Linked DNA regions of Homo sapiens: regions 1 and 3 are each linked to region 2. A link is a contact called in ENCODE Hi-C or POLR2A ChIA-PET data. All regions are on one chromosome and are shown on one strand. The core of a region is the stretch at or near the end of the contact, and the rest is flanking DNA. Distances in the headings are between cores, read along the strand shown.

Region 1 (2,700 bases), core at 17-2,516, 61 kb after region 2:
ATTTGTCAAAATAAACTTTTAGAGTTGTCTTGACTTTGATGCCTTCTAGGCCCCTTGAGGGAAGCTGAGAAGGCAAGTACAAAAGTGGGCTAACAGCTACATAAAAATAAGCTAAGGCCCACATCAAGATGTGGTGTGAGGCTGGGCATGGTGGCTCACGCCTGCAATCCCAACACTTTGGGAGGCTGAGGCCAGGAGTTCAAGACCAGCCTTGGCAACATAGCGAGACCTGCTCCCTCAAAAAAACAAAACAAAACAAAACAAAACTGGGCATGGTGGCACACACCTGTAATTCCAGCTACTTGGGAGGCTGAGGTGGGAGGATCACCTGAGGTCAGGTGTTTGAGACCAGCCTGGCCAACATGGTGAAACCCCAGCTCTACTAAAAATACAAAAAAATTAGCCAGGCATGGTGGCATGCACCTGTAGGCAGGAGGATCGCTTGAACTCAGGAAGTGGAGGTTGCAGTGATCCGACATCATGCCACTGCACTCCAGCCTGGGTGACAGAGCAAAACTCTGTCTCCAAAAAAAGAAAAAAAAAAAAAAAGAAAGAAAAGAAATAAAGAATGAAAAGTGGCATGAGAGTAGGAGCAGAAAGAGGCAAGAAATATTTGGGCTCAGGCACCAAAATAAGCCCAGGCTAAACCAAGTTTCACAAAACTTCATCCCCCAGCCCCAAGCCTGGGGAACCACAGTGTGGGCACAGTGAACACGTTTGCAGCCACTTCCTCAGCATGAGCTGAGATACCACATAAGAAGAAATCAAAACAAAACCTACCTCTTTTTTTTTTTTGGCTTGAGGGAGCTAGTTTTATTTTAGGGGCTAAAAAGAGGAAAAGGATGTACTGATTTCCACAGTTAGGCAGTATCTGTACAGAATGTTTTAAGAAAGCAAAGAAGTTTAATAGGTGTTAGAAATAGTATGCTTTAACCTTTTCAAGTGGCATGGGTTTTAATTTTGGCATAACTTTTAAAGGAGACATTGCTATCTTTTTTTTCTTTTAATGTGTACAACTTATGCAGTAAATTATAAGGGTGTTGGCCAACACATTTTATATATATACATATATATTTGTGTAAAATATATATATGTAAATATTTTTCTGTTTTTGTTCTATTAGCTAATACATACAAAGAAGCTAGATACAAAAGCATCACTTCTAGAAAATAAAGGATACTAAACCAAAAAGATGATACAGCAGTGCTCATGCTTCCTTAGTTGTTTGTTGTTGAGTCACTTACATGGTTTTTCCAGACAAATGTCTGAGGGAACTATACCTGCTTTGATAAGGGTTGAGTCAAAAGTAGATGAAGGAACTGCTATGAATAGAAAAAAGGAAACTCAAGCTGCTGGTAAGCTTAGGAAATGTGGAAATGAGATCATATTCAGAGAACAAATTTACTTTTAGTTTTGAAATAACCCCTTCTCTGAATGGGTAAGTTCTATGTAGTCCAGCCTGTGGAAAATACTCAGTGATTAAGGGGCTGCCAGTGGCTATGGGAAATGGACTTGGTTGGCTTCTACTGGAGGTGGGGGTTTGCTGCTCCTCCTGAGAAATGGGGCTGCTAAGGAAAGGAGTCAGCTCTGCAGGTCAGGCCCACGGATTCTCAGTGTTCAATGCCATGTGCTTCACAACAGTCTGAGTGTGACATTCTCAGTGTTGCTTTTGATTTCTATGTTTCTGAGAAGCAGTTAGTCTCACATTGATCTCAGCTTGGTGGTCCCTGGGTTTAGTGGGAACTCCCCAGCCATGGTTAATACCATCCTCTGCGTCCGTGGTGACACTGGTTCATGGACTTGCCTCTTTCTTCATTCCCTTTTACAGAAGGCTGATGGTTAAAGTCCCAGCCATAATCCTACCCAGGAATATAGTTCCAAAATTTAACTATGGGAAAAACATGACCATAAGTTTCCCTAGAACTCATCTTTGCAGTGTTTTAAATGGAATTCTGGAACATTTGTGGTCTCTTGCTCCTGTGAAGAGGTTGTTTCCTGCTTTGCTTTATAGATGCCATTTCCTCCCTGGCGCATTTAAAAAACCACTGCATACAGCATTCTGGGAGCTATAGAAGGATTAAGAATGACCTTTAGCTGAGGAACGAGACAGCACAGCTACAGGAGATTCTGATCTATTTTCTTTTTACATGTACAGTGTTGCACCTCTATGGAAAGCACTGGCCAAGTTCCAAGCCAGCCTCAAGCAGACCCTAAATATTCCAAAGAAATAGCCTGCAGTCACTACAAAACTTGCCTAAAGACATGCCAGGGTAAAAACCCAGTTCAAATCTGCTAAAGGTGTCTCCCACTCAAAGGGTAGAGGGCAGGGATTTCTTTCTAAATGAGGGAACATAAGATAAGGTACACATTATGATAATACCATTTCCTACACTTGATAGTTTGAAAACCACTTTCACAATGGTTCTCTTATTTGTTTTTTGTGGGGTTTTTTTTGGCCAGGAAAGTACAGTGTACATCATTTGCTTTTTAGACATAAGGTTAATAGAACAAGAGCAATGATACAGCTAAAAGTTATACAATCAATTACATAACAGATATACTTAACAAGAGGTAAGAACTTTTTTTTTTTTTTTTGACACAGAGTCTCATGCTATCACTCAGGCTGGAGCACACTGGCGCGATCTCAGCTCACCGCACTCCACCTCCCGGGTTCAAGCGATTCTCATGTCTCAGCCTCTT
Region 2 (2,700 bases), core at 35-2,534:
GGGAAGGCTGAGACAGGCAGATCACTTGAGGTCTGGAGTTCGGGACCAGCCTGACCAATATGGTGAAACCCTGTCTCTATTAAAAATACAAAAAATTACTTGGGTGCCATGGCACACACCGGTAGTCCCAGCTGCTTGGGAGGCTGAGGCAGGAGAATTGCTTGAACCAGAGAGGCGGAGGTTGCAGTAAGCTGAGATGGTGCCATTGCACTCGAGCCTGGATGGCAGAGCAAGACTCCATCTCAAAAAAAAAAGGAAAAAATAGATGCAGTTGAAGCTTTGTAGACTCGTACCTCTTTATGCATACACAATGGAAAACAGGATATGTGTATTCTCTGATCCTTTCAATAGGCCTGAGGACCGCTCCTCACCAGAGTTCTACAGTACACAGCGGCTCAATCAGAGGAGAAAAAGTCCTTGTACTAAAGCTCATGCTCCTTAGTGGGGATCACTTATCCCTCACTTACCAAATTCCTGTAAAGGAGGAGAGATTTTTCTTCTCCTTCCAGCTCAAGGAGTGTTGAAGGGGCGCTTTGCATCCTTTGCTCCTTTTCTCACTTGGAGGAGGAGGATTCCTCTGGTTAGATTAAGGACAGTCTATCTGCCACTGGGCCACACCTTCACACAGGGGTGGGGAAACGGACTCAAAAATAACCTAAGGTGTGGCCGCCCCTCCCTTGTGCTGCCAGCTAAAGGCTTCCTGGATGGAGAGGAGAACTAGGGCTCCTTGGTTTTCCTGTGGTTTACCTGTCTGGAGATGCCCACACTGTTCCCTTTCTGGGGGCAGCTGTCCCTGCCACCCCCTGAACTTTTTAATCACACAGTGACTGATTTGATGAGGCTAAAGGAGATCTTCTATGCAGGGGGCTGGATGAAGGCACCCAGAGTCAGCTCTACACAAGGGTCGCATTCTAGATGTCGGGGGACAGCCCCCGTGGCCACAGGTTCCAGCCGTGCTCTTTAATTCTGTCTTCCCAGGAGTTGCTGGTCCTCCATTCCCAGAGTGGGTCCTTTGGTCCCCATTTAACACATCTGGCTAGAACCCTGGGCAGACTGTGTTAAAGATCATCCACACTCAGTTCTCAAGGATGACTTAATAATGGGAGGAAGCGCAAAATCTCCACCCCATAAACAGCTTGTAATTTTACATATGAAATGTTTTAAGTTTCACAAGGCACACAAGAGAATAGGAAGGAGGCATCTCTTCTTGCTTCTGAGAAAGCTCAGCTGCAGGTCCCCAGAGGCTTGAGCCCCGCCAACTAGGAGGGAGGAGTTGAGTGCGCTGGAAGAGTCCGTAAAAAACCCCAGAGCCCCAGCTTGCACGATGTTCTGTGCCGTCATTGGCTCTCCTAGTTCCCCTCTCTCTCCTACCTTCAGCTCTGCACAGCTCACCAGAAAAGTCGCCTGGAGACAGGAAGTATAAACTTGTGCATAAATATAGACCCATTTTTAAATATCCCTTGTGCTTAAAGGGACCAGGCCAGAATTCTCTTCCCCTAATGAGCAGGATTAAATTCTTCCCCTTCAAACATTCGGTGTATTTGGTAAGAAGACCCCTATTAATATAAGAAAGGAACTCTAAGTAAAATATCTCAGGATCCCAGTTCTTTACAATATTTCCCACGACCTGTGAACAATTATTATGGTGTAGTAAATTAGGGAGCATGGCTTTCTCTGGCAACCAAATGTCAAGATAACGACCTAATAATACTCACTGGGGATATAAATAGTGTGGTCTGGGCCACATAGATCCATTTACCACCAGTTTAGGAATTTACCATCAGTTTAAGAATTTACCAGTTCTTTCTCCTTAAGGGGCATCTTTGGACAGCCTTGAATTGGAAGAAATGGCTGTCTGGAGTCTAGCCCAAAGGGCCAGGTTGGAGGAAGCAGAGAAGGTGGTTATTAAAATCAACAACATTCGCAGGAGATTGGATCACTTGCTTTCTTCAGTAAACAGAAAGAGTAGAGCTTTGGCTGTGAATTTTTTGGTGGTTAATTTTTGCTGTTTTTTTCTGCCAGCCCCTATTGCCAATCTCTCTCCATGTTCTTTGAAAGATCATTCTTTCTATCCTTGCAGATCACACGGAATTACTCAGCAAGGAGCAGGGCAGAAAACAGGAGGTTACATGAGAGTCTACACACTGGCCAGGAAGCTGCCAAGTCCCTTTTCCCTGCTTGGCAGCCAGAACCCTGAGGATGAGGCCCAACCCCCAGCTGTGAAGCTGGAGAGACTGAATGGCTCAAAAGAAAAGGTGTCCAGGAACCAATAATTGGGGGATCTCCCAGTGAGGCAACCAGATCTGTACCTGTTCATTTATTCTTTAATTTGTTCACTCAAGAAAGAGCCTACTATCTGCCAAGCAGTCTTGATGCTGCAGATACAGCGGTAAATAGACACCAATCCCTGACCTCAAGGCACTTATATTCTAATAGTGAAGAGACAGTAAACTAAATAAATCATACCATATATTAAAAGATAGACTGGGTGTGGTGGCTCACGCCTCTAATCTCAGCACTTTGGGAGGCCAAAGCAGGTGGATCACTTGAGCTCAGGAGTGTTGATCAGCCTGGGCAACAAGATGAAACCCTGTCTCTACCAAAAATACAAAAAATTAGGTGAGCCTCCATGGAGGTGTGCATCTGTGGTCCCAGCTACTCAGGAGGCTGAGGTGGGAGAATCGCTTGAACGTGGGAGGA
Region 3 (2,700 bases), core at 132-2,631, 49 kb before region 2:
CACAGGCCGTTTCCCATGGCTGGAGCGTAGAGTGAAAGGTGATGGCTGGTGGGTGATGAGGTGGGCAAGGCCTGTGGAAGCTGTTCCTGCTGCTCTTAGACTTGTGCTAGAGTTTTAAGCATGATCAGACTGGGCTTTAGAAAGCTCATCTCTGGTTGTGGTTGCAGGGTGGAACAGTGCGGCCAAGACAGGCATTCAATCAGGAGGTCCCATTACTCTGGCGATCAGCCTCAGGAAGGCCAACATTCAGACAGTGGGTGGCCCTGCCATTGGCCCTTCATCGTCTAGACCAGTGCTTTTCAAACCTTAAAGTGTGTGCAGATCATCTGAGGATCTTGTTCCTGTGGAGATTCTGATTCAGTTACCTGGAGTGGGGCATGAGATTCTGCATTTCCAGTAGTCTCCGAGGTGGTGCTGGATCTCTGGACTGCCAGAAGCAGCTGGAATACCTGCTTTTGGAAGAACTGGGAACCAGCCAAAACCAGCAAACTAGGGCCTAGAATTCAGTGCAGAGGCCCAGGAAGGCTACCAAGTTAACAGCTTAGGATTCAAAGTAAAAATGGGGTGAGCTGTAAGGCTGACTGATGCAGTGCTATTCAGAACTGGGGCTCTCAGTGCCCTGTGTGTCCCTGACGCGAGGAAAAATGGATGCCTAGTGGTTGGGTGGAAATTAAGTAAGCCTGGAATAGGGATCGGAGGGCAGGCAGGCATGATGGTGTGGAGAGCCTGCTGAGCTACAGGTCTTCAACCAGTTCAGAGTCCTGGCTTCTTAACCTGACACTGACCCGTCCCATTTCGGCTGTGATCTCTCCTTGTACGTCACGGCCAAAGCCGGAGGTGCTGTCTGGTCTGAGCAGGGGCACGGGCCATTGACCCGGGGCTGCAGAGATCCAGATGCTGGTTAAGGAAAAGGGAAAATAACTGGTTCTGCAGGTATCTATTTATTATTCTTTAATTATTTACAGATTACAACCTCTGGCTCAAGGAAAAGTTTCATTTACATTATGTTAAAAAGAGATATCAAAGCTGTATTTGCACAGAAAAGACAATTTTGAAAAATGCTGAAAATTAAGAGAAAAAAATTTACCCAGATTCCACTATCAACAGAAAATGTTTAAACATTTATTGCTTTGTTTGATCCTCTAGTCATTTGTTTGTGTATGAATAAGTGACACTGTTTTTGAAAAAATGTATTTTGTAATCAAATCAAACAAAAATTTTAAACCTACGTTTTTCTCAGAGACTTCAGTAAATGGGCCAGGCTTGTTTTGTTTTGTTTTTGTTTTAACATTTTTAAACCTGTGAATAGAATACAAGTGTTAAGGCACAGTTATGCAGTGGTTTTCCCACAGAAGTGCTGTGGTCTGCCCTTGGGTTATGCTAGAGAACCATTGAAGACAGGAGTTGTTTGTTTGTGTTCCCATCAGATGGGTTGGTAAAGCAGAGGTTGAACTCCATCATGTGCTCAGGAATATTTGCCTTGAGCAAACACGGGCTAGAGAGTTATAATAAGCCTATCTCCTGTCCTTGTTTTTTTTTTTTTTAAAGAACCAGATTACAAAGAATATCTTAATTCTTTTTAAATAACATGCTTTTTTTAACCTTTAGGAATTTGAAATTTGGTGTGTGTTATGTCACCATGAACATTTGGTTCGTTATTTAGGAGCGACCTGTTTAACAACAGTCCGGTTAACATTTTACACCTATCTATTCCTATTCAAATTTTTGATTCAGTAGACACAGTCAAGGTATATCTGTTTTGTATACGTTAGTTTTCTATTGAATAACAACAAACACTGCATAATGTATAAGTACTTAACTACTAATCCTAAGGAACGAGGAGTAATGTGATAAGTGAAGCCAGCCCTTTCCTGGTCTTCAGGGAGTAATTCTTACATGGCATACAATTGTAACATTCTTATAATACTTGATACAGTGTTATGGTTGCACATTCTTGAGTCATATGATCTCAGATGGTTAGGAAGTGAAGTATTTGTAAGAACCTCAAGAATTTAGCTTTGAGCTCTTCCTGCCACAGATGGCCCTTAGAGTTTCACATCACTTATTGAAATGCCATCTGAGTAGACAAATATGTGGAAGCAAGCTTTCATCTTCAGTTTACATTCTCCAGTTCTTAGAATCATTCCGTGGCATGTCCTTTTCTGTATTGCATAAAAACACAGCCTAGTATACATGAGTATACCATGCGCTCTAAAAGTCTAAGTGGATTCAGTGCTTTAAGAAGTTAACTAAAGAAAATCCCAGTCAGTGATGCAAGATGTCATCCTGCCCTTGTCTGCAGTTGATCAATCAGTAAAGTTATGCAAGATGAGTAAGTTCTGGAGACCTGCTGTATGACATTGTGCCTATTGTTAATGATATCGCATTATATACTTAAAGTTTTCTAAGAGGGTAAATCTGATGTTAAATGTTTTTACCACTGGAAAAATAAAAGGAAAGTCCCAGCCTTAGGATTACTGGTTTATTAGGACCTAAAAGTCTCAAAGATGACTTGATTAATGTTTCTAATTATGAAAACAGCCCAATCAGCAGTGTGCTCTTGAGAATTAGTCTTACTTTCATTTTCAGTGAGTGATTCTTCCTGTGTGTGTTCTCAGACAGTTCAGTGGCCTGTGGGGATTTACCTGCTACTGATTCCATCTATTTAGATTATTTGATGCTTGCTTGCTTTTAGATAAT

The links. A loop is a pair of places that touch in the nucleus more often than their neighbours do. ChIA-PET counts read pairs that join two places held with the same protein, here RNA polymerase II (POLR2A). Pooled maps may share reads with other maps.
Region 1: a pooled map shows a loop between it and region 2 (4-fold over the local background). The contact joins two enhancer-like sites. A Hi-C loop is called at or near these places in 1 of 37 single-sample maps with no recorded cell type and 9 of 50 pooled maps. POLR2A ChIA-PET finds 5 or more read pairs at or near these places in 6 of 52 experiments (CD4-positive, alpha-beta T cell, CD8-positive, alpha-beta T cell, PC-3 and 3 more).
Region 3: a map of naive thymus-derived CD4-positive, alpha-beta T cell shows a loop between it and region 2 (2.8-fold over the local background). The contact joins two enhancer-like sites. A Hi-C loop is called at or near these places in 2 of 168 maps with a recorded cell type or tissue (endothelial cell of hepatic sinusoid and naive thymus-derived CD4-positive, alpha-beta T cell), 8 of 37 single-sample maps with no recorded cell type and 10 of 50 pooled maps. POLR2A ChIA-PET finds 5 or more read pairs at or near these places in 6 of 52 experiments (A673, H1, K562 and 3 more).

The regions. Positions count from the first base shown.
Region 1 is chr5:95,868,910-95,871,609 of GRCh38, forward strand. All of the region lies in intron 1 of LOC105379091 (a long non-coding RNA gene), which reads left to right. Among named protein-coding and RNA genes, the nearest start is that of LINC01554, 18 kb to the left of the region's middle. Within about 2 kb of position 1,267, at least 7 of the 41 ENCODE cell types and tissues checked have a DNase peak (open chromatin) inside an H3K27ac peak, as active enhancers do.
Region 2 is chr5:95,807,592-95,810,291 of GRCh38, forward strand. No RefSeq gene overlaps it. Among named protein-coding and RNA genes, the nearest start is that of GLRX, 14 kb to the right of the region's middle. RefSeq lists enhancers at 796-845, 1,096-1,185, 1,606-1,685. Within about 2 kb of position 1,285, at least 28 of the 41 ENCODE cell types and tissues checked have a DNase peak (open chromatin) inside an H3K27ac peak, as active enhancers do; they include OCI-LY7, where a contact is called at or near this core.
Region 3 is chr5:95,758,415-95,761,114 of GRCh38, forward strand. The region is part of intron 6 of RHOBTB3 (Rho related BTB domain containing 3); the gene reads left to right. Among named protein-coding and RNA genes, the nearest start is that of RHOBTB3, 28 kb to the left of the region's middle. RefSeq lists an enhancer at 2,140-2,189. Within about 2 kb of position 1,382, at least 15 of the 41 ENCODE cell types and tissues checked have a DNase peak (open chromatin) inside an H3K27ac peak, as active enhancers do; they include OCI-LY7, where a contact is called at or near this core.